Regions from separate parts of the Homo sapiens genome. Here region 2 is linked to region 1. A link is a loop called in an ENCODE intact Hi-C map of the cell type or tissue named here. Cell type or tissue: ascending aorta. All regions are shown on one strand. Each heading gives the region's core, and the rest is flanking DNA. Links, peaks and the distances in the headings are about the cores only. Region 1 has its middle 35 kb from the start of A4GALT. Region 2 overlaps PACSIN2 (protein kinase C and casein kinase substrate in neurons 2).

Region 1 (10,933 bases), core at 1-8,000:
GAACACTGGGGCCCAGCAGGCTGCTTTTTGGCAGCTGAAGGGGGAGGCATTCATTGGCCTCCGTTTTCTGCCCACAGACCGTCTTGAGCAGCGTGGGAAGGAGGTGAGCTCCCTGGCTCTTAGGAGTATTCAAGAGCAGGTTATGTGTCGTTTTCTTGGGTTTCTTTCTTTCTTTTTTTGAGACAGAGTCTCGCTCTGTCACCCAAGCTGTAGTACAGTGGCCCCATCTCGGCTCACTGCAACCTCTGTCTCCCGGGTTCAAGCGATTCTGACCTCAGGTAAGCCACTGCACCTGGCCCAGGTTTTGTTTTTGATGAATACAAAGGATTGTTAAGTCAGTGATTTCTCCAGCCACAGCAGCATTTCAAATGAGCAGGTTTTACTTAAATAATACAAATCATATCCTAACTATATATGTATGTGAACAAGTGAGATGACCTTTTAGAGTCCAGCATTGTTTAGTCATTTGACCATCATACAGTGAGTGCCTACTCGGTGCCAGCATGAGGTCAGGAGTTCAAGACCAGCCTGGCCAACATGGTGAAACCCCGTCTCTACTAAAAATACAAAAATTAGCCAGGTGTGGTGGTGGGCACCTGTAATCCCAGCTACTCGGGAGGCTGAGGCAGGAGAATTGTTTGAACCTGGGAAGCAGGGGTTGTGGTGAGCCGAGATCGCACCACTGTGCTCCAGCCTGGCTGACAAAAGCGAGACTCCGTCTCAAAAAAAAAAAAAAAAAAGGCCGGGCACGGTGGCTCATGCCTGTAATCTCAGCACTTCGGGAGGCTGAGGCAGGCAGATCATAAGGTCAGGAGTTCAAGACCAGCCTGGCCAATATGGTGAAACTCCATCTCTACTAAAAATACAAAAACTAGCTGTGCATGACTTGGGGCGCCTATAGTCCCAGCTACTCGGGAGGCAGAGGCAGAATTGCTTGAACCCGGGAGGCGGAGTTTGCAGTGAGCCAAGATCGCACCACTGCGCTCCAGCCTGGGTGACAGACTGAGATTTCATCTCAAAAAAAAAAAAGGAAATTATGAAATTATGTGCATAAATGTCTGCTTAGGGCAGAGAGGTGGGTAGGAAGTGCCAGTTCCCAGGGAGGATGCTGTTGACTCCTTATCCACGGCCATTCTCCTCCCGCTTCTTTCTTGCTAAGGAAACCCCAAGTTTGTTCAACCCTCAGGTAGCTTAGGGCTGTAGAGGAAGTGGGCCCTCCCTAGGCCTGGGGGTGAATCTCTTTTGGTCTAAGCCAGTCCTAGTCATTCCAGTCCCTTCCTAGTAATTTGAGTGGAAATGGGCATATAATGCTATTCTGGCCAATGAGAGGGCAAGTCAGCTGGAAAAGAGGGCTCTGAGAAAATGTTCATAGACAAGAAAGCAACATTTCTGCATTTGGCAAAAGGGTGTAATGCTCCAAGCAATGGCAGCCATCTTGAGGCCGTGAGGGGACAAGTCTGAGATCAAATGTCACCATACTGCATCCTTGAAGACATGAAGACCTCAGCGAGCTGCTGAATTAACCAACCCTGAAAGCGCCCTATCCCGACTCCTTGTCTCGTGTGTTAGATGCTATTTACCATCCTCAAGTGTCCATTCTTCTTGTGGTCCTTAGAAAAAGAACACAGCGAGTTCTAGGCAGACATAGCACCTCCCCTTGGCAGCTGGCTGTGGCCATGTGACTAAGTCCAGGCCAATGGGATGTGAACAGGAGTGATGCGGGCAACTCATGGATGATCTTAAAGACATTTGCTTTGGGCACTCTAACCCGCTTCCCACTGGCTGGAGCATGGCAGCAGCTGGAGTGCTTTGCAGGGCACATTTTGGGGGTGGCAGAGTGGCCCCAGTGGCCTTGGAGCACTCACCTTGGGACTGTAATGTGAGACAGAAACAATCTTCTTTTTTTTTTTTTGAGACAGAGTTTGACTGTTGTTGCCCAGGCTGGAATGCAATGGCGCGATCTCGGCTCACCGCAACCTCCACCTCCCGGGATCAAGCAATTCTCCTGCCTCAGCCTCCCGAGTAGCTGGGATTACAGGTGTGCGTCACTACACCCAGCTAATTTTGTATTTTTAGTAGAGACAGAGTTTCTCCATGTTGGTCAGTCAGGCTGGTCTCAAACTCCCAACCTCAGGTGATCAGCCCGCCTCGGCCTCCCAAAGTTCTGGGATTATAGGCATGAGCCACCGTGCCTGGCCTAATTTTTGTATTTTTAGTAGAGACAGGATTTCACTGTGTTGGCCAGGCTGGTCTCGAACTCCTGACCTCAGGTGATCTGCCCACCTTGGCCTCCCAAAGTGCTGGGATTACAGGCATGAGCCACCGTGCCTGGCCTGGTCTCGTTTCTCTCCTTGGAAGTTGGTGGGGACCGGGGCTGGGTTCTGATTTTTGGCAGTGGACTAAAGCTGGGAGGAATGTCTCACGTCTCACCTCCCCTTGGTTTCCTGCTGCTGCTGCTGCTGCTGCCGCCACACCCACCCTGGAAGGGGATGCTCCTCCTCCCCCAACCCCACCGCAGCACAGATCACACCTGAGTCCAGGGCCTGAAGCCTGGTCCCACCCTGACCCCCAACCTCACAGCAGAATTCCGAGCACGCCTTGCACTGGGCTAGTCCAAGTTAGAACAAGCAGAGATTTAGGAACAAGTGAACCATGAAACCAGACTTCCAGGAACACGGGGGCTCACTCATCCCCGATCTCTGTTGGGCACTCAGAGGACATTACAATTTAATATTTAAACAAGAAGTTGAATATTGATACACCAGCAAGGGGGAATTATTTTCCTTCCCCTAGAGCTGCTGGGAAAACGACTCCCTGCTTGCCTATGCCTGGCCAGCTGGGAAGATTCTTAAATAACCGACTGGACACCGGCCCCAGGCCACGCAGTGCTCCCCCAGTAAAGGATAGGTCCACGTCTTTCTCAGTCCTGGCCAAAAACGTCTGTGAACACACCCACTAGAAACAAGCCAGGAACAAACCGCTGCTCTGAGGATCTGATTACATTTCCCCAGGGCAGGTTTCCACCAGAGCGAGCGCCCCTCCCTCCTCCTTTCCCAGAACTCCGTTGCCCAACAACTGTTCCAGCTCCTGCTCCTGAGGCGGGGGCAGCCTGAGGAAACCAGGGCCTCAGGCGACAGCCGGCTCTGTTAGGCAGGGGCAGGACAAAGTGCAAGGTCCCTCTGGAATCCCCCAAGGCAGAGGGCAGGAGCCAGACTCCTCCGGTAGCTGTGGGGGCTCGGAAGGGGACATTAGACTCTGGTCTGTGGCTGTTGGCGCAGGGAGGTGAAGAGTGGTAGCTGCCCCCCGAGGCAGGCACTGGACCCCTTCTCGGCTCCCCAGCCAGCCTCCTTCCTACCCTGTGCACAGAACAGTGAAGGTCTGGGTTCAAATCCCAGCACCGCCACCTACTTGCTGAGCTTCTTTCTCTGTGTGGAAAGTGGAGGTGTGATAACACCACTCTGTGTCGTAGAGAATGTGTTCTGTGCCAGGGGCTGGGCTGGCTCATTTGATCATTACAACCATGCTGGGAGGGGGCACCACCCATCTCTTTGCAAAAGAGGAGATGCACAACTCTGGCCAGGGGTCGGTGGCCAGGAGGCAGGAACGGAGGATCTTTGGGACCCCTGCCCTGCCCCGGGCCTTAGACCCATTGCTCCCAGCCCAGAGGTGCAAGAACACAGCACTGTGATGGGCAGAGGCTGGGGTCCTCACCTGGCCGGGTGGTGTGGTGGCAGCGGGCATCTTCTGGCCTTGCAGCCTTTCTGCTGTTACCTCTGCCCTGCCTGTGCCTGTCCTCACTGCCTCTGTGTTCTCCAGGATGCTACTCTTATTTCTGGCCAGCTGGATCCTACTCTTATTTCTGGCCAGCTGGATCCTGGCCCATTTACATAGTTGCATTAAGAGGCTGGGCTGAGGCCAGGTGTGGTGGCTCACGCCTGTAATCCCAGCACTTTGGGAGGCCGAGGCGGGCGGATCACTTGAGGTCAGGAATTCAAGACCAACCTGGCAAACATGGTGAAACTCCATCTATACTAAAAATACAAAAATCAGCTGGGCTTGGTGGCGCATATCTGTAATTCCAGCTACTTGGGAGGCTGAGGCACAAGAATCGCTTGAACCCAGGAAGTGGAGGTAGCAGTGAGCCGAGATGGTGCCATTGCACCACCACCCAGGTTGGAGTGCGGTAGTGCAATCATGGCTCTCTGCAGCCTCAAATTCCTGGGCTCAAGAGATCCTCCCCCCTCAGCCTCTGAAGTAGCTGGGACTACAGGCATGGGCCACCACGCCCGCCCAGCTAATTTTTAACTTTATTTGTAGAGTCGGGGTTTCACCATGTTGCCTGGGCTGGTCTCAAATTCCTGGCCTCAAGGGATCCACCTGCCTTGGCCTCCCAAGGTGCTAAGATTACAGGTATGAGCCACCGCGCCCGGGCTGGTTATTGTTTCTTGATCTGGTGCTGGTTAAGTGGTGTGTAATTTGGTGAAAATTCACCGATTTTAGATTTAGAGTTTGTGGACTTCAAGAACATTGACATGAACAACAAGACAGAGGCCGTGAGGGTGGAGGAGAGGGCAGTTGGAGAGGCACTTGGGCCAGGGAACAGGGCTGGATGTTGGGGATTTAGGGTGCAGCCTGGCTTCTGGCCAAGTGGCTGGAGAGATGGGAGGATGAGCAGATGAGACACGCAGCTGAGACTGAATGTGAGGGGCCCCCCAGAGATGTGGCTCCCGGGGACCCAGATTGAGAAGCTGACCTTAAGGTGATGGGAAGTGGTGCCGTAGGAAGGAGGGCTGGTTCTGGGTGAGGCAGCTGAATGAGGGGCATGGAACCTGAGCACCCATTCTAGGGGCTGCCTGCCCCCAGAGAGTGGGTTCTGGAGGAGGGCCTGGGGGAGATGGGGAGAGGACCAGAGCCAGCAGCATCCAAGGAGTGAGCAGGGTAGCATGGAGAAGTTCTGGAGCTGCTGCTGACACGTGGCCTCAGGAAAGAGAACCAAAAGCTGGGGCCCTCAGAGCCCCCTGTGTCAGCAGCGCCAGGCACCCTGGTCTGGGACAAAGGCAAGTGGCCACACCCACCTATTTATAGAAGGCAGCTGGCAGGGATCAGGGGAGCCTTACAGGGGCCCTGGGGGAGGGGGCACTGGCAGGGGATGATGAAGGCTCTGCCAGGTCTCTGCCAGCCCCGCCCATACCCTCAGAGCAGAGGCCAGGCCAGAGTTCAAGGAGATCTGGGACAGATGCAGGCCGACTGCACCCTGCAGGCACAGCTGGGCCTAGGAGCAGGGGCTTTTGTCCATCTGTGCTCTGTGGAGTGAGGGAGCTTTTTCTTCTCTGGCCTTGCTGTCCTTTCCTGTGGTATAGGAGACCCCATTTGTCTATGCCATGAGACCATGTACTCCTCCTGGAGCCCAGGGTGGGGTTCCCTCTTGGCCCCAGCCCAATCCAGGGTTGGACAGGACATGCCTGCTTACTGAGGGATGAATAAATGAGAAACTCACGTCCCCAGAGGCTGAGGGACCTGCACAAACCCCAGGCCTTCTCCTGGCCACTCACACCCCTCTGATGTTGCCCTAAAGACCTCAGGGCCTCCAGGTGCAGAGGCTCACACCTGTAGCCTCAGCACTTTGGGAGGCCAAGGTGGGTGAATCACTTAAAGCCAGGAGTTCAAGACCAGCCTGACCAACATGGCAAAACCCCATCTCTCCTAGAAATACAGAAATTAGCCAGGCATGGTGGCAGGCACCTGTAATCCCAGCTACTCAGGAGGCCGAGGCAGAAGGATTGCTTGAACCCAGGAGGCAGAAGTTGCAGTGAGCCGAGATCACGCCACTGCACACACCAGCCTGGGAAACAGTGCGAGACTCCATCTCAAAAAAAAAAAAAAAAAAAAAAAACCCTCAGTGCCCCCAACAGCAGGGGCTGCTGATAGGGTGAGTTAGGCCTCCAGACCAGGGAGTGGGGAGGGGCCAGGCTGGGCCTTGGAATTTAGAGCCTTGGGGCCCCTGGGAAATTCACCTCAAAAATTACCTTAGAAATTCAAGAGAGGGCCAGGCGCAGTGGCCCACGCCTGTAATCCCAGCATTTTGGGAGCCTGAGGCAGGTGGATCACCTGAGGTCAGGAGTTTGAAACCAGCCTGGCCAACATGGTCAGAACCCATCTCTACTAAAAATACAAAACTTAGCCGGGCGTGGCGAGTGCCTGTAATCCCAGCTACTCGGGAGGCTGAGGCAGAGACTTGCTTGAACCCAGGAGGTGGAGGTTGCAGTGAGCCGAGGTCGCACCACTGCACTCCAGCCTTGGCAACAGAGCAAGAAACCGCCTCAAAAAAAAAAAAAATTAGCTGGGTGTGGTGGCGGGCGCCTGTAATCCCAGCTACTTGGGAGGCTGAGGCAGGAGAATCGCCTAAACGTAGGAGGCCGAGGTTGCAGTGATCCGAAATCTTGACATTGCACTCCAGCCTGGGCAAAAAGAGCAAAACTCCATCTCAGAAAAAGAAAAAAAGAAACTCGAGAGAGTTAATTGAGGATGTGTAAACCACACTTGAGAGATCCCTTGGAGGGCTGCCCTGCAGTGTCATGGACAGAATGTTTTTCTAGCAGCTGATAGAACCGGCCACAAACTCCCTGTGAGATCTGAGCAAGTTACATCTTCTTGGAGCCTCAGTTTCTCCATCTGCAAAGCTGGGCAGGGAACCGGGGAGCCTTTGCCCAGTTTCTGGCCCTAGAATTCCTGATTGGATGAAGATCTTCAGGGGTCTTGGGGTAAGAGCTGGAATGTGGCCACAGGCCCTTTGTGACGCATGGGTGGGATCTGGGATTGGGGGTTTGGACCCAGCTACCTTGGAAGCTGCCTGTGTCAGGGCTTGGGAGGAATGGTCCAGGTGCAGCCCGCAGAGCCACGAGAGGGCATCCATGCCAGGAGGCCACATCCCAAAGTCCAGGGGCAGTGGAGGCCCATGTGATGTCCCTGGGTGGCAGGCATGGTCCAGGGGAAAGTGCCCACCACGTGCTACCTCACCCAGCCCTCTGACATGGGTATCATGATTGTCATTTTGCCAAAGAGGAGTGCCCAGAGAGGGCAAGTGTATTTTCAGAGTCACACAGCTGTGTCTAGGGCATCTTCAGCTCCTGCCATCCAGAACAGTGGCAGCAGCTCAATCTTGAGCCCAGAATGACTCCCACCTCCAGCCTGGCCCTATGGTCCTCTTCTGTCCTCTGTCCATAGAGCACCTCTGTCTCCCTGCAGGCTGCAAGCATCTCAAGGACAAGACCAGGTTGTAGAATAACCCCTTTCACCGGCTACAGGATTTTACCTTTCACAAAGCACTCCCTCTCCCTCTTCTGCACAGAACTCTGAAAGGCAGACATGAGCCCCGTGTGACCCAGGAGAACTCCAAGGCCCTGAGAAGTTGGAGGCCTTGCCCGAAGTTCACAGCTCCTAGGAGACAGGGCCACAGTCCAGATCTGTCTGACCCAAGCCTGGGCTTATGTTGTGCTCCACCCTCCCTCAGATAAACCAAGAAGGGCCAACTTGCTAATGGGGAAATGCAGGCAGGGCCACAAGACCACCCCTCTTTCCACACAGTCACATGCAAGCTACAGTCAGGTCCATTTTGTCAGGGAAAGTGCAGACTGTTAGAAGCCAAGAAACTTGAGTGTAATGTGGGCATCCAGGCAGAGTGAAGCCCTGGGGAGTAAGTTCCCCTAGCTCGCCCTGCTGCTGGCAACCATGCCCAGTGCCTGGCTCGGCCTCCCTGGCTGCTCTGAGAGGCCTGGCCCGGGCTCTGCAGGCGCTGGAGCCAGCGGAGGCATCTGGATCCCATAAGCTTGTCATGAGCTGGTTTGAGCAGAATGGCCTCAACAGCCCCCAGAGAGCCCCCCTCACCCCTGGCTGCACTGATGCAACTCCCATCTGTCCCCAGCCCACAGCAGCTCCCAGGGATGGAGAGTGTGAATCCTCAGGGAGGGTTGTCTAGAGGCCCTGGGCTGGACGGGGATCCCATGCTGACCGGTGGACACGGCCCCGAATCCCCCTGCACTGCACTTGCTGCTCTGTTTTGCCTGTAAGCATCTCCCCCATCAGACCGAGCTCCTCCAGGATAAGAACTGTGTCTGATTTATCTGTGAGCTGCCAGCATCGCCCTGCCTGGGACCTGGCACAAAGGAAGTGTCAGGTGACTGCTAAATGAATGAGTGAAGGAATGAATGGATGAAGCATCGTCTCCATGAATCAGCCAGGGTCCAGTTAGGAAAACAGGAACCTTATGAGTTATTTTACCATAAAGTATTTAATGTGTAGGGAGTTAGCTAAAGAGGCATTGACAAAGCCATAAAGAGAACCCTGAAGGCAGCAGAAAAGGCCATCTCCAAGAAGCAGCTACCACACCAGAGGAGGCGAGACGAAGAGGTGGGAGCTACTAGAGCCTAGAAGCTTGGAGGGGGTGCCCGGGGCTAGAAGTCACACCTCTAGGCAGGGCACAGTGGCTCACAGCTGTAATTCCAGCATTTTGGGAGGCCGAAGCAGGTGGATCACTTGGGCCCAGGAGTTCAAGATCAGCCTGGCTAACATGGTAAAACCCCGTCTTTACTTAAAAAAAAAAATACAAAAAATTAGCTGGGCATGGTGGCAGGCGCCTGCAGTCCCAGCTACTTGGGAGGCTGAGGCAGGAGAATCGCTTGAACCTGGGAGACAGAGGTTGCAGTGAGCCGAGATAGCACCACTGCACTCCAGCCTAGGTGACAGAGTGACACTCTGGCTCGAAAAAGAAGTCACACCTCTGAGGAGGAGGAGAGGCTGCCCAGCCTCAGGATCTTGGAGAAGGGAACCCCCCTGAGGCAGCACCCAGGCCTCAAAGGAGGGAGTGCCAGAGCCTCTGAGCAGCTGGTTCTCGGAGCACAGAGAGAACTTTGGAACTGTGTGCTGCTGCTGACTGAAGAGCCATCAGCAGGGTGATTTTGGCAGGACACTGAGCAAATAAGGAATAAGTCTTTCCTCTCTCCTCCAGCCTTCCAGTCTCTCTCTAGTCTCTCCTGTTGGCAGAGCACAACAGGCTGCCAGATGGCAAAGGAGACACGCAGTGTGCAGAGGCTCCCACCCAAGCAGGGGGCCGGGAGCCCAGCCCCATAGCATGGGCGGCCCCACTAACACAGGTGCACCTCCATCAACAGCAACAAGCATGTCATCCTTCTGCTTCGAGTGATGGACCTTCTCTTCCTAGAAAGATACTTTCACTCCCTTCCCCCAGAGGAGACACAAAGTCCAAAGGATCACTGTGTCCATCTCTGGGAAAGGTTAATTACTCTTCCAAGTCAACCACAACCTCACCTGTGTGTTCTGCAATCTAAAGAATACATTTTAGGCTGGGCGCGATGTGGCTCGTGCCTGTAATCTCAGCACTTTGGGAAGCCGAGGCAGGAAGATCACTTGAGCCCAGGAGTTTGAGACCAGCCTGGGCAACATGGCAAAACCCCATCTCAACAAAAAATACAAAAATTAGCCGGGCATGGTGGTGCATGCCTGTAATCCCAGCCATTCAGGTGGCTGAGGAATGAGAATTGCTTGAACCCAGAAGGCGGAGGTTGCAGTGAGCCGAGATCACTGCATTCCAGCCTGGTTGACAATTCCAGCCTGGGTGACAGAGTAAGACGCCATCTCAAAAATAAAAAGAGAGAGAGAGAGAAGGGAGGAAGGGAGGGAAAAGGAAGGGAAGGAAGGGAGGGAGGGAGGGAAAGAAAAGAAGAAAAGAAAAGAAAGAAAAAAGAGAGAAGAAGGAAAGAAGAAAGTGAAAGAAAAGAAAGAAAGAAGGAAAAGGAAGGAAGGGAGAGCCGGGCACGGTGGCTCACACCTGTAATCCCAGCACTTGGGATGCCGAGGCAGTTGTATCACGAGGTCAGGAGATCGAGACCATCCTGGCTAACACGGTGAAACCCCGTCTCTACTAAAAATACAAAAAAATTAGCTGGGAGTGGTGGCAGGTGCCTGTAGTCCCAGCTACTTGGGAGTTTGAGGCAGGAGAATGGCGTGAACCCGGGAGGCAGAGCTTGCAGTGAGCAGAGATCACGTCATTGCACTCCAGCCTGGGTGACAGAGCGAGACTCCAGAAAAAAAAAAAAAAAAAAAGGAGGGAGGGAGGGAGGAAGGAAGGAAGGAAGGAAAAGAAAGAAAGAAAGAAAGAGAAAGAAAGAGAAAAAGAAAGAAAGAAAAGCAAAGAAAATGTATAGATGTATAGGCCAGGCATGGTGGCTCATGCCTATAATCCTAGCACTTTGGGAGGCCAAGGCAGGCGGATCCCTTGAGCTCAGGAGTTCGAGACCAGCCCGGGCAACATGGCAAAACCATGTCTCAAAAAAAAAATTAAGTAGTTAAATATATATAAAATATTTATATAATACATTTTAAACTTAATCACCAACATCAATGCTGAAATAAATCCGGGGAAGGAGGAAGAGAGGAGAAGACAATAGGAAGTTAGACAGGAGGGGAGAAGAGTGAGGAGGAGGAAAGGAAGAAATGTATGTATGTATGAGTAAAATACGTATACGTTTGTGAGTGTGCGTGCATTATTTTCTTTTGCGTGTGTGTGCATGCGTTTTTGGTTCAGTGGATAAGGAGCCTAACATGGCCAGGTGGCAATCTCAGCTTCTGACTAAGTGGAACCATTGTTGTCTGCTGGTAGAAACACTCCTCTCTTGGGGACCAAGACCTTTACCCCAGCAGAGCTCCAAGTTTCAGGAACCGGAAATGACAATTCTGTGGGTGATGACTCAGTGCAGTCATGATTCCTGGCTGTGTGTTCTGTCATGGAATGTGCGGGTCTCTGAGTCACCACACACTGTATCCTACAAGACAGAGCCTCATCTTTTCAGCGTGTTTCCTCCCAACTGGGGTTGTACCTGAGCCTTCAGGAGGTCATGCCACCACCATGCTGCTGGAC
Region 2 (11,143 bases), core at 1,114-9,113, 240 kb before region 1:
CATTTTAAGTGTTGCCTAAGTACAGTTACTTCATTGAAACTGCTCACCAGCTGGTGGCAAAGCTTATGTGGAAACAAGTTTTTTGGTGCTCTGACCCTAGACAAGACCATGAGTCTGGAGCCATGTCCACAGTAGGTCTCCGCACATGTGGAAGAGGGGCAGTCTGTGCAGGAGAGCCTTCTTCCCCCCACCCCGCCCCATGGGAAAAGGAGAGAAATGGTGAGTTAGGTCAGGGGAAAGGGAAACAGGGAGGAGGCAGGTCCTCGATAATCAGGAATATGGCGCAGACACTGCTGGACTCTGAGGTTTCCTAAAAAATTCATGCCCTGGGCTGGGCACGGTGGCTCACGCCTATAATCCCAGCACTTTGGGAGGCCGAGACGGGCAGATCATGAGGTCAGGAGATCGAGACCATCCTGGCTAAAACAGTGAAACCCCGACTCTACTGAAAATAAAAAAAAAAAAAAAAAATTAGCCGGGCGCGGTGGCGGGCACCTGTAGTCCTAGCTACTCAGGAGGCTGAGGCAGGAGAATGGCGTGAACCTGGGAGGTGGAGCTTGCAGTGAGCCGAGATTGCGCCACTGCACTCCAGCCTGGGCGATAAAGCGAAACTCTGTCTCAAAAAAAAAGAAAAAGAAAAAGGAAGAAAGAAAAGAAAAGAAAGAGAAAAGAAAGAAAAGAAATCCATGCCCTGGCTCCATTTTTTCTTTCAGTGACCCTCACTGAGGAGCTGTGGGTACCGTGATAGGCACTAGGGAAGGCAGGTGACTCGAGTATGGTCTGATCTACCAGGGTTAACAACTTGGTTGGGGAAAGAGGAATGGGGGCCAAATAATGGCACCATAGAGGAACTATAACGGGACAGTGGTGGGCAAAGGGTCACTAGAACGGTGGGGGGCTTCTTGGAGGAGATGACACTCAAACTGGGCCTTGCAAGGTAGGTGGGAGTTGACCAGCAAGGCGGCAGTCTCAGGTGGCAGTGTGCTGCACGTGTGGCTATCAGGGCCAGCCCATGAGGGGCAAGGCTGCTGGGCAGGCTGGGAAGCCAGAGTGGGGAGGCCCCAGGAGGTGTTCTGTGTGCAGCTGCCACATTGAAAGGTGTGCAAGTGTAGTTGGAGGATGTGCAGCTGAGGCAGGGCCCAAAGGAGGGGGAGTACACAGAAGCCAAGAAGGGAAAAGAAGGGAAAAGGCGATCTGCACACACACAGTGCCTTGAAGGTCTTGCGTTTCCCGTAGAAATTGTGCTGTAGCTCTTTACCAGATTGACTGGTATTTGGGCACACAGTTGAGCATACTCTGGGCCTCGGTTATATGTTTTGAATTTAGTATGGTTTTTATTCAAAGCCTCAGTGCTCTCTGCACGTTTCCATACTCCCATCTCAACTCTAAAACATATAAGTTGTTATTCAGATCAACTTGCTGGTAAAATTAGAGAAAATTTCAAAGCTCCTTTTTACTCTCTTTGTCTCACATTTCTCCAATGGGGAAAAAGCCTGGAAGACAAGTGTGTTAAAGAACTGGCTGTTCTTGTAAGTATTTGAGGAGAACAGTGTGAGTCATTGTAGCTTTTCACTGGTATTTGAGTATCCGGTTTATTTTTAAACAGTTCTGTGAACTGGAGTTTCTTCCATAGTTTCTGTTACCATGGCGCCATAATATTTCCTCGTCTGCTTGTTCATACTTTCACACACTTCAGCATCACATTTACAATTCCTTACAATCAGAATATCTTATTCATAACTTCCAAGAATGTTTCTCCAGCTGCAATAGCATTTTTCTCCAAATGGGAAAAGTCCGTTGTTCTGCCACTTGCAGATGCTGGGAAGAAAGAGGGTCTGGTTCTGTGAAGGACGGTGCAGGGTGCGGGGGCTGTGAGGGCCCCGTTGGGGTTTGAGTGGGTGGACCTATGTCATCTGTGTGGAGCCACTTCCCCTTTAGGCGCCACGGTTGAGAGTATAGGACGGACAGGCTGCTGCTTTTGCTTGGGAGGAGTTGGTGTTATACATTTTGGTCTAGACATCTAACAGACCACCCTTGGTTCTTTGGTCCCCTCAAACATGAACATGGGTGTGTTCTGTTGCTCTTATTTATTTTGTCATTTATTTTTGGACTTGAATTGAGGCTTCCACTTTGGGCAGGTCTCTTGTTTTGAGAATCTGCAGTCCAGAGAAAAACAATGCTGGGCTTGGCAGTCACTGGTGAAGTCGGCTTTGCCCGCCCTCCAGGCATGCAGGATTATTCAGAGAGGTACCTTTCTACATCTCATTGCTTTGAGAAATATATATTTCTTAAAGAGTTGTTCAGGATTTAAGGAAAGTTGGGGAGGTATATGGAACCATAGAGATAGTTTGTTTCCAATTTCTTAAAGTCTTAGACCTCAACTTTTCAGGGATAACAAGGTTTTCCTCTGACACATAAAGATAATAATAGACTAGGTTCTGAATATGTGCTTTGGACTTAATTATGGGAACTTGGCTTTGCCAGGTGTTTTCAAATTCTACTGTAAATATAAATGCTGATTCAATGATACAGCAACTCTTGATACTTGAGAATTTAAAGTGCTGCGTAACTGATTGGACATTTCGTCTCCTAACACAGTTGGTTCCTCTGATTCAGAGAGGACCCCTTTTTGAAGATCAAAAGCAAAATAAAAGTGTGGAAAGTGTGGACTTCTAGTGGCATGTGGACAGGGGGGTGTCCTGGGGGCTGCCCAGGAGGCTCCAGGTGGGAAGTGCTTCTGACTTAGTGGCTCTACAAGCTGGCCATTGTGGAAGAATTGGCTTTTTCCTTTTTTTTTTTTTTAGAATTGACTTTGTAAGAATCATCAAAAAATTGTTTTGCTCTCAGCTCAATAAACATTTGTAGTTAATAATCCGAGTAACTAATCTTTTTTCTCTCCTGTGTAATCCAAGATATGTCAGTATATGGTCTTCGTGAGTAAAATTGATACCAATAGTACATTATCCTAAAGGTCTTATTTGATATCCTTTTATCAAGTCAACACTTTACTGTCCCACCATTTCACTTGTAAAGATCCCCAAGTGTGTCGCTGTCAGTTTCAACAAATGTTAGAAAGGACCTGTTGTCATATGTGAGATACGCTTCTGGAATTCACTGTCTAGAGGGGAAAGCAGACTGTACACAGGTAAAAACTGAGGTAGTGGTATGTGCTTTGAGGAAATATAAAAAGAGTTAGAAGGTAACAGGCTAGAGTTGGTGGTGGTGGGAGGTGTGGCTAGATTCTCTAAGGGATGCCCCAAATGGTGTGAGGGGGAGCCGGCCATACGCTTGTCTCAGGGAAGAACATTCCTGGCAGAGGGAACAGCATGTGCAAAGGCTCTGAGGCAGGGATGAGCTTATTATGTTGAAGAAACAGAGAGAAGATCCTGTGCTGGGACAGAGAAGGGCCAGCAGGTAAGGGAGAGTAGTTGGGGAATGGGTGGAAGGGCAGGCAGGGGCCGGGTCATGACGGGATTTGCAGTACAGCGGAGGAGTTAGGGTTGAAGTGATGTGATGGTTTAGAGAAGGGAAGTGACATGATTTGAGTATTTACAAATATTGCCCTGAAGAGGCTAGAAACTGGAAGTGAGGATAGGTTTTCTGTTCTCTTTAACGTTGAGTTTCCATGGGAAAACATTAAACGTTTTCATTTTAGCTTTGAAAATTTAGGGTTATTAATACCACCTGTGTTCCTTACAATTGGGGGTTTTGTGACATTTTCTGGGCTGTTTTGGAAGAGAGGGATTGTGTAAGTGAATATACCCTGGTTGTTAACCATAATAATAACAACGTGATCTCTGCATGGCTCTGTTAAATTAAAAAATGTAACTATTAATAGTGTGTGAAATAGTTCTCAGCCTAGCCAGCAGCTGGAAGATTACACATTATGAGAAACTCATCAAGTTTAAACCACATGGGGATTTCTGTGTAGAAATATACCAGTTCCTCCTTCCTTCCTCGCTGTTCCTGTTTCAGGGCAGCCATCGGCTTTGTGGAGCCCTCTGAACCCTGGCTGGTTCCATTGACGCTGACTGTGTTCCTCCACTACCTTCCCATCACCTAAGGTCTCTTCTGTCTCGGACACCTCCTGCCTCTCCCACTCTGCACCTGCCCCATTCCCATCCAAGGTTCACCTTGGTGTCGCTGGCTTGGAAGCCATTTCCTCACTTCCCTGGGTGGAAAGCAGCTACTTCAGTCCTCCAACAATCCCAAGGAGTGGTAGGCAGTGTTAGTTTTGTTTTCTGGATGAGGAAACTAAGGTTCAGGAAGGTTAAGTAACGTGCCCCTGGTTACCCAGCTGGTTTGCAGCAAGGCTGGGATTCATTCATTGCTGCTTCTCACATATCATTGCCTCGTGTAAGCCAGGTGCTGTGCCCAGCCGTGGGATACAACTGTGAACAAGGCAGGTGTGAGTTAGGTGTCTGCCTCCCTCAACACCTTGAGCTGTTTGAGCAGGCAGGCGTCTGGAATAGGCATGCAGTGAACACTGAGCGAATGAATGAGTGAATGAAAGAATTCCTGTCAACATTCTACTCTTGTTGGACTCGGGTTGGCATGCTGCCTCCCTTAGCATCCAGCCTGTCACTCTTCAGAGTCACGCACACGTGACTCACCTCTGCCTTTCCTTGGTGTCTTTTGTTGCCTGTGTCTCATGCAGGAGGCAGCACAGCCTGGTGGCTCAGGGAGGCTCTGGAGCACCTGGTCTGGGTTTGAATCCAAGCTCTGCCCCTTACTAGTTGTGTGACTTGGGCACGTTATTTAAACACTCTTATGCCTCTGTTTCTTCATCTATAAATTTACTTTTGAACTTGAACTGTCAAAAACTTTCATTTTTTAATTCTTAAACTTTCCCACTGACCCAAACCAGATTGAGAAATTGGATAACCAAAACCATGGAGGTATTTTTGCTTTTTATGAGCGTGCCTTTTGTTATTTCAAAATGACCTACTTTCATACTTCCAAATGCATTTTAGAAACATTTTGATTAATTTAAAAGACAATCATTTTCAAAATTAGTTTATTGAATAACTTTTTCCCTTGTTTATGTGGTGTGAACGTGGGTATCCATGTACTTCTTGGGTCAGGATTGAGTGGGTGCCTCATCTGTGCTAGGCTCTGCGTGAGACACGAGGACAGGAGGGTCCAGAGAAGGTCTGAGAGCTGAGACAAAGGTGCTGAGTGTGTCCAGGGCCCAAACCCAGAGGTCCTGGTGCTGCTGCATGTTGTGGCTGTGGAATTGGGGCAGAGAGCACAGGTAGCAGGAAAGTGTGTGAGTTAGGCTGCATGTCACAGAGACCCTCAAAATAATAGTGGCTTAAAGAGAAGTTTATTCCTCTCATCTGCAGAGTCCAGAGGTGGCATGGCTGGTGGGCACACCACACTGTCAGAGACCTAGACTTCCTCTGTCTCGTTTTGTGCATGGCTCTGTTCCCAAGTCACCTCATGGTTCGCGATGAGAAAAGCATGGCATTCATATTTAACACGGCGAACTTTGTGCTAGGATTGGGACACAAAAATAAACTCCATGTGGTTCCTGCCCTCAAGGATCTTAGGTCTCTTGGGAGAGACAGATGCCTGGATGACCGCCCTCCATCTGAGGTTGATTGGAAGGAGCCCTGTGTGAGAGGAACACAGGCAGGCAGGCCAGGCAGCAGAGCTGACATTTGGGAATAAAGGAAGTCTTTATGAAAGAGGTGGCATCTGATCTTGATCTTAAAGAATAATTAGTATCTTGACACTCATCTGGGAGGCTGTTTGAGGGAGAAGGATACTGTGAAGGGAGGTACGAAGACCTGAAAGGGCAGGGCTCTGTTTGGAGCCCCGGGTGGCGGGTCACTCTCCTGCCTTGTCCGAGTTGAAGTAGACCATCATTCTGGAGCAGACGTCACACAATTGGAAAGATGTCCCCAGCTGTGTGATTAGTATGACATCCATTCTAAAAGGTGAACAAAAGAACCTGGAAAGAAACCAGACAGGATCGTTTTGGAGTTCTGAGATACTCATTCTTTTGCCTGTACTTTGGAAGCAGGATCAAGCCATTCGTAGGCACGCCACTCCCACTGAACATTTCACAATCCACTGAGCCCAGTGCTGTCACTGTGTTTCAGTTCTCAGAAGCTATTGACAGCATCTTCAATGAGAAGTCCTGGGACCCAGAGTCAGAGCACTTTTTACTGGTTTTGCAAGATACAAATATTAATTGCTGTTGACTTTCCCTTTAAATTTTAGCCTCTGTATGTGGGCAGGACTTGTAGCATAGATGAGACCTTGTGTTACCAACATTGTAAGTAATTTATGTGATGTGGACGTGCTTGGGAAGCATGGACTTTCTTTATGCTGACTGTGGCTTGTTTCACAGTGAGACCCTGATAATGAGCTCAAGCCCGGACATTGGGGTCCTGGTGAGTATAGTTGCACAGGGCGGCCGTCAGGCCTGGATCTGATGAAGTAGGGAGGATCTTTGCAGCCATGCTCACTGCACATACACACTCTTATAATTACTCGGCTTTAATTCACGTTTATTCTTCCATAATCTCCTGCTTATAGGAGGCTGTCTTAAAACATTTTAAACTCAGAGAACTCTAAGAGCTTGTTGAATCCCACTCTCTTCTTTTCATGTGAAAGTAGTTGGATGCTGAGAAGATAAGGGACTTGCCCAATGTCCCATTGCTGTTTAATGGCAAATTTGGGATGAGGCTTCTAAATTTTGGCACTGAGAGCTCTTTGTAAGTGTAAAAAATGACTTCAGAATTATCAAAAATGAAATTATGTTCAGTGTAGCTTTATTGATTTTGTTTGTTTAGAGGTATATGTATTTGTGTGTATTTTTCCTTAAATTTGGTGTTCCAGGTAGGGTATACCCAGTGATTCCCTTCACCAGCCTGATTACCTACAAGTGCCTCCACCACTATTTTGGGGTGTACTTCATTGTCTTCAGACATTAACACCATCTACTGAGTTTAATGAGCATCAGTCCATCAGGCCCAGTGAAACACTCTGACAACTTACATATTAAAGGAGTTTCACATCTAAAATTTCACAAATGAGGCTTATGTATTTGAAGTTTCTTAAAAATAAAAACAAAACCAACCTGATTTCTGTACTCTGATGCATGAAATTAGAAGCTATGTGAGGCTCACCTGCCTCCACAGCAACTGAAGTCTTGTTTTATGTGAACACCTTCTTTTCTTTCCTCCTTCTGTCCATTTCTGATGCATGTGTAAGATGGCAGGTGATATTTCATCGCCTACAGCACTCTCAGATTCAGCACGTGAAGAGACAGTGAATCACTTTAAGGACTTCAGAGGCAGCGACATTTTTTAGCCAAGGTGTTTCTTTGGGCCATTTTCCTCCTATGCCTCTCCGGGTGTGTTCCCGTCCTTTCTCAAGGGTTTATGGTTTGCCCCTTAAGTGTAGATTGAGGATGTCAGATTGAAATCTTGCTCTTTAAACTGTATCCAGAGGTTCTTCAACTCTCTTTGGAATGTGTGAGCCAGAGAGCCTCAGGGAAACAGTGGGACAGAAGTGGAAGCTGCATGTGCCATGACATCCCCAACCTGGGCTCCGCCTGAGGACTACCTGGAAACCCAAACATCTGGACATGAGGGCTCGGCTCAGTGGAGTATGGGACCATGACATGACGTTTTACAGCCATTAAAAATGACTGAGGCCGGGCACGGTGGCTCACGCCTGTAATTGTAGCACTTTGGGAGGCTGAGGCAGGCGGATCACCTGAGGTCTGGAATTCGAGACCAGCCTGACCAACATGGCGAAACCCCATCTCTACTAAAAATACAAAATTAGCCAGACGTGGTGGTGCATGCTTCTAATCCCAGCTACTCGGGAGGCTGAGGCAGGAGAATCGCTTGAACCTGGGAGGCAGAGGTTGCAGTGAGCCAAGATCACGCCATTGCACTCCAACTTGGGCAAGAAGAGCAAAACTCAGTCTCAAAAATAACTAACTAAATAACTAAATAACTAAATAAATAAATAAATAAAAGACTGGGGCCAGGCGTGGTGGCTCACGCCTGTAATCCCAGCACTTTGGGAGGCCAAGATGGGTGGATCACTTGAGGCCAGAAGTTTGAGACCAGCCTGGCCAACATGGCGAAACCCTGTCTCTACTAAAAATATTTTTAAAAATTAGCTGGGCATGGTGGCGGGCACCTGTCGTCCCAGCTACTCGGGAAGCTGAGACATGAAAGTTGCTTGAACTCGGGGGCAGAGGTTGCAGTTAGCTAAGATCGTGCCACTGTGCTCCAGTCTGGGCAACAGAGCGAGACTCTGTCTCAAAAAAAAAAAAAGTAACTGGAAGATACCCAGACAACAGGGAGAAATGCTGCTTATGCAGCTGAGGAAAGCAGAACACAGGATGGCTTGTTGGCTGCAAGGACAGTGAAGTCAGTCCATAGATGATGGGAGAAGCAAGGGCTAAATGAGGAGAGCGGAGGCTGGTGGGACAGAACTGGCCATGAGGAGCCCCTGTTGGCCTTGACAGCTCTGTGCTAGCCAACATTTGGACTTAAAATCATCATGGGCTTGGCAGTGTGGGGAGGCTGGAAAGAGGAGAGCCAGAGGTTCTCCTGAACAGGAATCGTGAGCTTCAGAGCTGCCGAGGAGCCCAGCCAGGTGTGGTAAGCAGAAGAACTGCACTGAGGTTGCTCTGTTGTTTGTTTTTCCTTAACCTCCTCCAAGCATTTTTTTTTTTTTAAGAGATAGGGTCTCTCTATGTTGCCGAGGCAGGAGTGCAGTGGCTATTCACAGGCGTGATCATAGCTCACTGCAGCCTTGAACTCCTAGGCTCAAGCAGTCCTCCCACCTCAGCCTCCTGAGGAGCTGGGACCACAGGTGCACTCAGCTCCAGAATGATTTTTTTTTTTTTCCTGTGGGAAGAAGAGGGCTTGGTCTGTCATGTTGAGTGAAACAAGATGTGTTTTCCCCCCTCTCTTTTTCTCTTTTCTTCTTAACAGAGATATTGGAGAGTCTGTGCTGTGTTTCTTTGAAGTGATTCTGTGTCCTCGTGGAGTTCCTAAGATTCCCCTTCCTCCCACTGTTTTTCTTCAGTTTGCAGTGGATAGTTCTGTGCCATGAGGTGGTTTGAAATCCTCTGGTTTTCGGTGATGGTTTCTATAGCAACAATGAGTTGTGTCTGCCTGGAGATGCTGGCTGTTTTTTTAATCTCTGGAAGCACCTTTGAGTGTGTTCTGCCCCACCCTGCCCAGGCCGATGGGTGCTTCTGGAGGGCCTAGGACCTGCTGAGCTCTAGGCCTCAGTGTGATTCCCTTGAGGGAGGGGCCAGCCTTTAAGCCCAAGCATCTTGCAATGCGCAAGCTGTTTCCCGTTGTTGAATCAAATGTACTACACCATGTTCCAGAGAGATATAAGTCACTTTATTTGCTGATCTCTTATCTCTTCCTTTGAGGAATGTTCACTTTTCCAGATGAAATCACTGGAAACAAAATGAGTTGTGCCAGGTAGTTGAGCTCTTAAAAAACATCCCAGCTTTGCTAATGGTGCAAAGCACTATCTTAATGTGGGCCTTACTTCCTGAGCGCCCACTGGCTTATAGGGGGTGACCTGGGTGGTAGAGACAAGCAAGAGACCCCATTCTTCCAGGAGACTGACTGGACATACATGAATAGCCCGAGCTGAGCCAAGGCTGGTGACATAGAGGGCCCAGGGACCCATGGGCCGCAGCTGGGTTGTCAGGCAGCAGGAGGGCCTCCCGTGAGGCCGGTGGTAGACAGGCAGGGTAGAACCACACAGCCCCCAACCGTGGTTGCTAAACCCATGTGTGGTTTAGATTAACATGTGCAGTAGTGTTTACGAAAGAATTCTAACCATTAGAGTTATAGCACCTTCACATAAATGCTCTCATTATTTTCCATCTTTGAATCCTCAGTCTCCATAAATCAAAATTACCCAGGCTCTTCAACTTTTCTTGTCCTGAATTCATCCAGCAATTTACAAAGCAACTGCTTTGTGTTTGACACTGGATGCTGGGGCTGTAGCAGTGATCACAGCTGACATTTGTCCCTGCCCTCCTAGAGCTGATACTTTTTTTTTTTTTTTTTAAAGACGGAGTCTTGCTCTGTCGCCCAGGCTGGAGTGCTATGGCGTGATCTTGGCTCACTGCAACCTCTGCCTGCCAGGTTCAAGTGATTCTCCTGCCTCAGCTTCCCAAGTAGCTGGAACTACAGGCATGCGCCACCACACACAGCTAATTTTTGTATTTTTAGTAGAAATGGGGTTTCACCATGTTGGCCAGGCTGGTCTTAAACTCCTGACCTCAAGTGATCCGCCAGCCTCGGCCGCCCAAAGTGCTGGGATTACAGACGTGAGCCACCGCCCCGGCCCTAGAGCTGACTTTCTAGAGGGTCAGACAGACAAGAAATAAAACATTTAAGTAAATTATGTAGCTCGTTAGGAGGTGGTAAGTGCTTGGGAGAGAAAAATAAAGCAGGGAGGGGGTCTGAGGGGGCTGGGGCAGGGTTAGAAAAGTTCTCACTGGGGCCGGACGCAGTGGCTCACGCCTGTGATCCCAGCACTTTGGGCCGATCACGAGGTCAGGAGATCGAGATCATCCTGGCTAACACAGGTGAAACCCCGTCTCTACCAAAAATATAAAAAATTAGCTGGGCGTAGTGGCAGGCACCTGTAGTCCCAGCTACTTGGGAGGCTGAGGCAGGAGAATGGCGTGTACCCGGGAGGCAGAGCTTGCAGTGATCTGAGATCGTGCCACTGCGCTTCAGCCTGGGCGACAGAGCTAGACACTGTGTCGAAAAAAAAAAAAAAGAAAAAAAACCTCACTGGGGTGGGGGCTGATACAGGCCTGTGGGGCAGGAGGGAGACCATTTCAGGGAGGAGACGAGCACATTCACTGTGCCTGGCAGTGCCCAGACCAGCGGAGGAGCCAAGTGGAGCTTGGTGTAGGGTGGACAGCAGTGGTGGCGGGTTGGAGAGCAGGGTCTGAGGACAAAGTAGCTCGGTGGAGGTGAGCAGATGCGGGCTGGGAGGACCTGGGCTTTTACTCTGCATGGGGGGCTTAAGAGCAGCAATGTGGTCTGCCTTGCATTTTGAGAGGGTCACACTGTTCAGAGTGGACTGAAGTCAGATTGTTAAATATATCATGCATTGAGAAAGC

The links. Hi-C counts contacts between places; a loop is a spot of excess contacts. Peaks named below come from ENCODE experiments on the same cell type or tissue, not always from the same donor. Only the 100,000 strongest peaks of a DNase experiment are listed, where the experiment ranks them.
Region 2: it touches region 1 in a loop (1.8-fold over the local background); 2 of 110 quality-filtered maps call a loop at or near these places.

Annotation. Positions count from the first base shown.
Region 1 is chr22:42,680,636-42,691,568 of GRCh38, reverse strand. No RefSeq gene overlaps it. Among named protein-coding and RNA genes, the nearest start is that of A4GALT, 35 kb to the left of the region's middle. RefSeq lists enhancers at 2,825-3,716, 3,717-4,606, 4,607-5,498. In ascending aorta, for the core only: no CTCF peak of the experiment used is centred there; DNase peaks (open chromatin) are centred at 3,018, 5,130 and 7,768; H3K4me3 peaks cover 677 bases; H3K27ac peaks cover 7,910 bases.
Region 2 is chr22:42,924,411-42,935,553 of GRCh38, reverse strand. The region is part of intron 1 of PACSIN2 (protein kinase C and casein kinase substrate in neurons 2); the gene reads left to right. Among named protein-coding and RNA genes, the nearest start is that of ARFGAP3, 73 kb to the right of the region's middle. RefSeq lists enhancers at 505-1,020, 1,021-1,537, 9,195-9,993 and a silencer at 4,668-4,747. In ascending aorta, for the core only: a CTCF peak has its summit at 4,715; DNase peaks (open chromatin) are centred at 1,863, 2,193, 4,583, 6,073 and 1 weaker place; H3K4me3 peaks cover 1,575 bases; H3K27ac peaks cover 7,846 bases.